Linked DNA regions of Homo sapiens: region 2 is linked to region 1. A link is an interaction called in ENCODE POLR2A ChIA-PET data of the cell type or tissue named here. Cell type or tissue: PC-9. All regions are shown on one strand. Links, peaks and the distances in the headings refer to the core of each region. The heading gives the core; the rest is flanking DNA. Region 1 has its middle 48 kb from the start of FMN1. Region 2 has its middle 12 kb from the start of RYR3-DT.

Region 1 (2,915 bases), core at 100-2,599:
AACAAACAACAACAATAACAACAACAAAGAGAAGAACATTAAAAAGAGATTTTTTTTTTTTGAGACAAAATCTCACTCTGTTGCCTAGGCTGGAGTGCAGTGGCCTGATCTTGGCTCACTGCAACTTCCACCTCCTGGGTTCAAGGGATTCTCATGCCTCAGCCTCCCAAGTAGCTAGGATTACAGGCGGCCGCCACCATGCCTTGCTCATTTTTGTTTTTTTTTAGTAGAGACGGGGTTTCACCATGTTGGCCAGGATGGTCTCGATCTCCTGACCTCAGGTGATCCACCCGCCTCGGCCTCTCAAAGTGCTGGGATTATAGGCATGAGCCACCGCGCCTGGCCAAAAAGAGGCTTTTAAAACACCAGTTGCTGAGGAAGGCAAGAGGAAAGCCTGAATGCTGTTGGTTTTCCAGTCTGAACCATGGAGCGGAGGCTGAAAGAGATGACTTGTTGGAGGCCATTTACACAGTGACACACACTGTGCTGAGAAGCACCCCGCCCTTCAAAGGCCGCCTGGACTGCCGGACTGCTACTGCAGTCTGTCAGGGAGGCCATTTTTCTAAGCTTACATTTGTTTTTCAAGAAGCAGCGTCTCCTTTTCCTCTTTCATCTTCCTCAGAACTTCCTGGTATTTCTTTCCATGAAGTTAAAAAATAAACAAAGTCATAAATGGAAAATTTCCATATCTCATCATGATGTCATTGATAAAAACATTCTGCTAATTATTTTCCAAACAATATACTCATCAGTATGCACACACCAGTGGGGGAGGGGTTCTAATAAAAAATTCAAAGATATTAGTGACCGGAATGGATGTGTATGAACAAAAAGAGCTCCCTCCCATTCAGGTCCCTGCTTGTATTCAAATCCCAGCTCTGACGTTTACTAGCTGTGTTCCCTGTTACTAGCTGCATTCTAACTTCCTGAAACCTCATTGTCCCCTTGATCATAACTGTCACGCTCATAGAATTATTGAACAAATTGATTGAGAAAAATACTATAGGCTGAGTGCTTAGCACAGTACTTGGCACAAAGTAAATCCTTAACATACATCCGTCTTCTTGTTGCTGTTGTATACAGAGCATTTTCCCTAGTGACACATTCTAGCCTAATGAAAAACCAAGGAACCCATGGCCTTGGAGATATTCTGCCTCTACTCGGACTTTTCCTCCACATGGGTTGCACCTTTATGTAGTAGACCTGGTCCTTACAGAGGTCAGACACAGATTGGTAGTCACTCTCTATCTAAAAAGAAAGAAAATTAACAAACCTCATGAGTTAAATCAGAACCAAGCCCAGTCTCCTCCCTGGGGCCCTACCTGGTGCACTGGCACTTGGCTGGTTACCTAGCAACTCCTGACTTGAAGGAAAAACAGTCACATCACAAAGAGGTGATCTCATCATTAGGCACAGGGTCTGGTTTTAAGCAAAGGAAATATTTTGCCCAAGTTGTCATCTGCCTCTCATGTGAAATACCAGGGGACGTGTCAAGGCACTTTGGTTTGGAATTCAACAATGGTATTTGACACAGAGATGTAAGAAATGGTAAAAGCAGTATTTTTAATAGAAGTTTTCTTTCCCTTCAGCTGCATAAGAATGCATAAGAATCAGAAATTCATTTGCAAGATGTTTTTGTACCTCCCCCTCCTATGCCTCAAGCAGATCTGTTTCTAAGACCCTTGGGATTCTCTCCCATTCTATCCCGGGCAGACCCTCAGTGGAAGAGACATTGCCTCTGCCTTGGCCAGTTCCTCCTCTTGCTTTGCACAGGACTCTGTTGACTTCTGTAGTCTTGCCTGTGGAAGACAATGAGTGACGGCAGAAAGTTACTAGCATTCTTTTATGGAAGGGAAGTGGGTAATTACCATATCCAGACCAGCAGAGGGCATGACACTAATGGCTATCATGTTGAAGACATCTGATAACAATTTAGGGTGGGCACTTGTTATTACCCCCTCCCCTCTCCATTTTACAAATGAGGAAACAAAGGCGCAGAGAAGTTGAGTATGTAACTTGTTAAAGTTTAAAGTGGCAGAGCTGACATTTACGCCTCAGTAGGCCAGTGCCCATTCAGTGAACCCAGCCATCCTCCTTCCTCCAGGCCTACTGACCAAAGCTCACAAGCCTCTTCCTCCCACTCATATTTCATAGGGTGCACTGGCATGTCCCCTGAATCACACAGAAAATAAAAGAGAAACCTGGGCCAGGCGTAGTGACTCACGCCTGTAATCCCAGCACTTTGGGAGACCAAGGCAGGCAGATTGCTTGAGGTCAGGAATTCAAGACCACCCTGGCCAACATGGTGAACTCTGGCCAATGTGGTAAAACCCCATCTCTACTGAAAATACAAAAATTAGCCAGGTATCGTGGCGTGTGCCTGTAGTCCCAGCTACTCAGGAGGCTGAGGCAGGAGAACTGCTTTAACTCCCGGGAAGCAGAGGTTGCAGTGAGCCGAGATCTTACCACTGCACTCCAGCCTGGGTGATGGAGAGAGACTCCATCTCAAAAAAAAAAAAAAAAAAAAAAGAGAGAGAGAAACCTGGTTTCTCTTTTTCTGAGAAATACATAAGACAGTGGAGCTCTTGTATAGTGGGCTCAGTTAAATTGCCACACTCACCACATAAGTATGCAGAGAGCTTCCTAATAGGGGTTTTCCCCACTATTGGGTGTCCAGTGTAGTCATTCATTCAATATATATTTATTGGGCATCTACTATGTGCCAGGCACATAGTTCTAGGCCCTGGGGAAACAAATGAACAACATAGGCAACAATTCATGTTCTCAATGAGTTTATCTTCTAGCAGAGGAAAAAGATAACAAAATAAATTTTAAAAAAACTTCTTTGGCCTTTGAGCCATGGGTTGGAAATCAGAAGATCATGACACATCCCTGTATGACTATGGGAGTCAATA
Region 2 (2,915 bases), core at 246-2,745, 56 kb after region 1:
CTGCAAGAAATTATGCAACAGGGAGGCTAGGCATGTACAAATCTGTAGGGCCAGTTAGCTGTCAAGAAGGGCAAGCTGGAAACTCCTGGGCAGGAGACGATGTTGCAGCCTTCAGGCAAAATATCTGCTTCTGCAGAGAAACCTCAGTTTCAACTAATTAGATCAGGCCCACCCAGATTATCCAGGATAATCTCCTTTACCTTAAATTGACTGATAGTAGATATTAATCACATCTACAAGATGCTTTCACGACATGCCTGGATTAGTGCTTGGTTGAATAACTGGAGATCATAGCTTAGCCAAGATGAGACATAAAACTGACGAGTGCATTACTTTATTGTAAATTTTTCAACTTCTCCTTCCCTAAAATGTTTTATAAATTAAAAAAATTCAACACCTAGGGACTAAAAAATGAAAAGAAAAATACAGAGCAGTAAGATAGAAAGAGAAAGCTGGTCAAGAGGTGGGGAATGGAAGGAAGAGAGACAAGGAAAGCCTGGAAACTGCCACAGAGAGACATGCAAAATTAGAGAGGGGTGAGGCCCAGGGACAGGAACAGAGAGGAAAGGGTGACTGTTCCGGAGTCTAACTGCTCTTATCACTAACTTTAAATTAGGAATTCGAGAAATAATCATTATTCATAACTCTTCATTTTCCTTATTCTTGGTGCTGAATGGAATCGCTGTCTGAGTTTGCCAGGTAGGAAAATATAACTCTTGGAGCTCAAGTGACTGGAAACTTACTAACTTTAAATCCTAGCTGGAGCTGGCCTCTGGGATACAGCTTCCCCATTCCTGCACTCTCTGTTGAGACAGGTTTGGTTCTTGCAAGTTTGCCTAGGGAAAATGTGACCTGTCTCTTCTTTTGGTCAAGGTCTCGAGCTCTGTCGTCAGACCGTGCGGAAGGAATCCTTTAGGATGGTCCCAGTGAACTCCACCTCTTGATATTCATGCCCTTTGTGTTATCTCATCACTGTTAGTGTGGGCTGAGGCTAATGATTTGCTTCTTATGAATACAATATGGCAGAGTGATGTGATATCACTTCTGCAATTAGGTTTGCATCTTGCTTTCACTCTCTGTCTGTCTGAATCTTCCCATGTACTTGTTTTAGTGAAGCAAGCTGCTATGTTGTAAGTCACCTTATGGAGCGGCCCATGTGATAAGGAACCAAGGATGGCAAATGACTTGAGTTCTGTGCCTCAGTTAACTCATTTGTAAAACGTGGACAGTAATAATAATACTGACCGCATAGGGCTATTGGACTAAATGACTTAATACATGTAACCAGAATAGTGCCTGGCACACAGGAAATGTTAACTTAATACTACTACTACTACAGATACTGCTCTACTATTATCATTCAAAGTTCAGAGAAAGATCACCGTGTATATCCTTCTAGAGAAAAGCACAATGTTACTGCTGGGCAATTAAGAATAAATGCTGCCTCTTAGGGATTTAGTCTTAAATTTTCAACATCAGCTTCCCAAGCTTCTGCTAGCTTCATGCAATTCTAATCTTGGAATGGCAATGTCCTCGTACATAGATGGCCCCTGAGAGCCCAGTGCCTTGCTGAGCCCAGAATATTCAAAAAGATTTCCAAAGTATTTGGAAAATATCTTCCACAGATATCTTTTCCCATTTGTTCTTTTTATCACTTTGTGATTTTTACCCAAGGATTTTCAGTGCCTGGTCAGGGAGTTACCTACTAAAAAAAATAGACAGGACGTCTGGCCTCAGAGACTGGCGAGGAATCACTTAAATGGAATGCTGAGCAGAGACTGCACCTGCCCTGTCATTGATCTACTCCAGAATCTTGCAGTGCTTTTGCCTCAAGGGATTCTGACTGGGCTGCAGGGAATGGAGGTGTCAGACCAAACTGAAGGGTCATTATTGGTCATGTCTCTTCCCTTAACTGTACATCAAGGCTAATATTTCACCCTCTCTACTTTTCTTTCTTTCTTTCTTTTTTGAGACGGAGTCTCCCTCTGTCGCCCAGGCAGGAGTGCAGTGGCGCGATCTTGGCTCACTGCAAGCTCCGCCTCCGGGGTTCACGCCATTCTCCTGCCTCAGCATCCCGAGTAGCTGGGACTACAGGCGCCCGCCACCACACCTGGCTAATTTTTTGTATTTTTAGTAGAGACGGGGTTTCACCATGTTAGCCAGGATGGTCTCGATCTCTTGACCTCGTGATCCGCCCGCCTCTGCCTCCCAAAGTGCTGGGACTACAGGCGTGAGCCACCGCGCCCGGCTTACCCTCTCTACTTTCTAAGCTGTCTTTTTAGGAATGAATGAATGAATGAATGAATGCCTCAATGATATCATTAACACATCTGTTATGACGAGAGGAAGCTTCAGGTAATGAGTATATTTGATTTTTTAAAAACCTGCCAAAAGGTAACAGATGGAATGTTAAGTAATAGCTAAATAAGCCTTGCAATTTGGCAGAAATGGGCCTGAACTCAGAGTTCAAGGAATTCTTCTACTTCTAGAGATCCAAGAATGCCATAAATGTACCGTCTGTTGACCAAGGCAGGGAAGCCGTCACTCAAGTGGATTTCAATCTATTCTCATTTGTCCCTTCCCAAACTGCTCTCCATAAGCTTGCAGCAGTTGCTGTGTAGCCTTAGAAGTAGTATCCATAGCTGTGTTGATAATGAGGAAGAATAATCAACCTCTAAATACAAGTGCTTTGGATCAATCTGTAGGATCTAATTTGACTATCTCAAATCTAAAGTAATTAAAAGAGTGTTTTTTTCTTCTCTGCTTGAACTGGAGACATTAAAGCATAGTGATTTGGTTTGGCTTTAAAATTAGATAGACTAGGGTTTAAATCCCAGTTTAGCTGAGAACCCTTAGGGAGATTTCTTTTTTGTTTGTTTGTTTTTTGAGACAGAGTCTCGCTCTGTCGCCCAGGC

What was found. Peaks named below come from ENCODE experiments on the same cell type or tissue, not always from the same donor. Only the 100,000 strongest peaks of a DNase experiment are listed, where the experiment ranks them.
Region 2: POLR2A ChIA-PET joins it to region 1 with 6 read pairs; 6 of 35 experiments call an interaction of 5 or more read pairs at or near these places.

The regions. Positions count from the first base shown.
Region 1 is chr15:33,240,962-33,243,876 of GRCh38, forward strand. It overlaps the pseudogene TMCO5B. Among named protein-coding and RNA genes, the nearest start is that of FMN1, 48 kb to the left of the region's middle. In PC-9, for the core only: a CTCF peak has its summit at 1,878 (motif pointing right); a DNase peak (open chromatin) is centred at 1,410; H3K27ac peaks cover 2,103 bases.
Region 2 is chr15:33,297,033-33,299,947 of GRCh38, forward strand. No RefSeq gene overlaps it. Among named protein-coding and RNA genes, the nearest start is that of RYR3-DT, 12 kb to the right of the region's middle. In PC-9, for the core only: no CTCF peak of the experiment used is centred there; a DNase peak (open chromatin) is centred at 1,799; H3K27ac peaks cover 737 bases.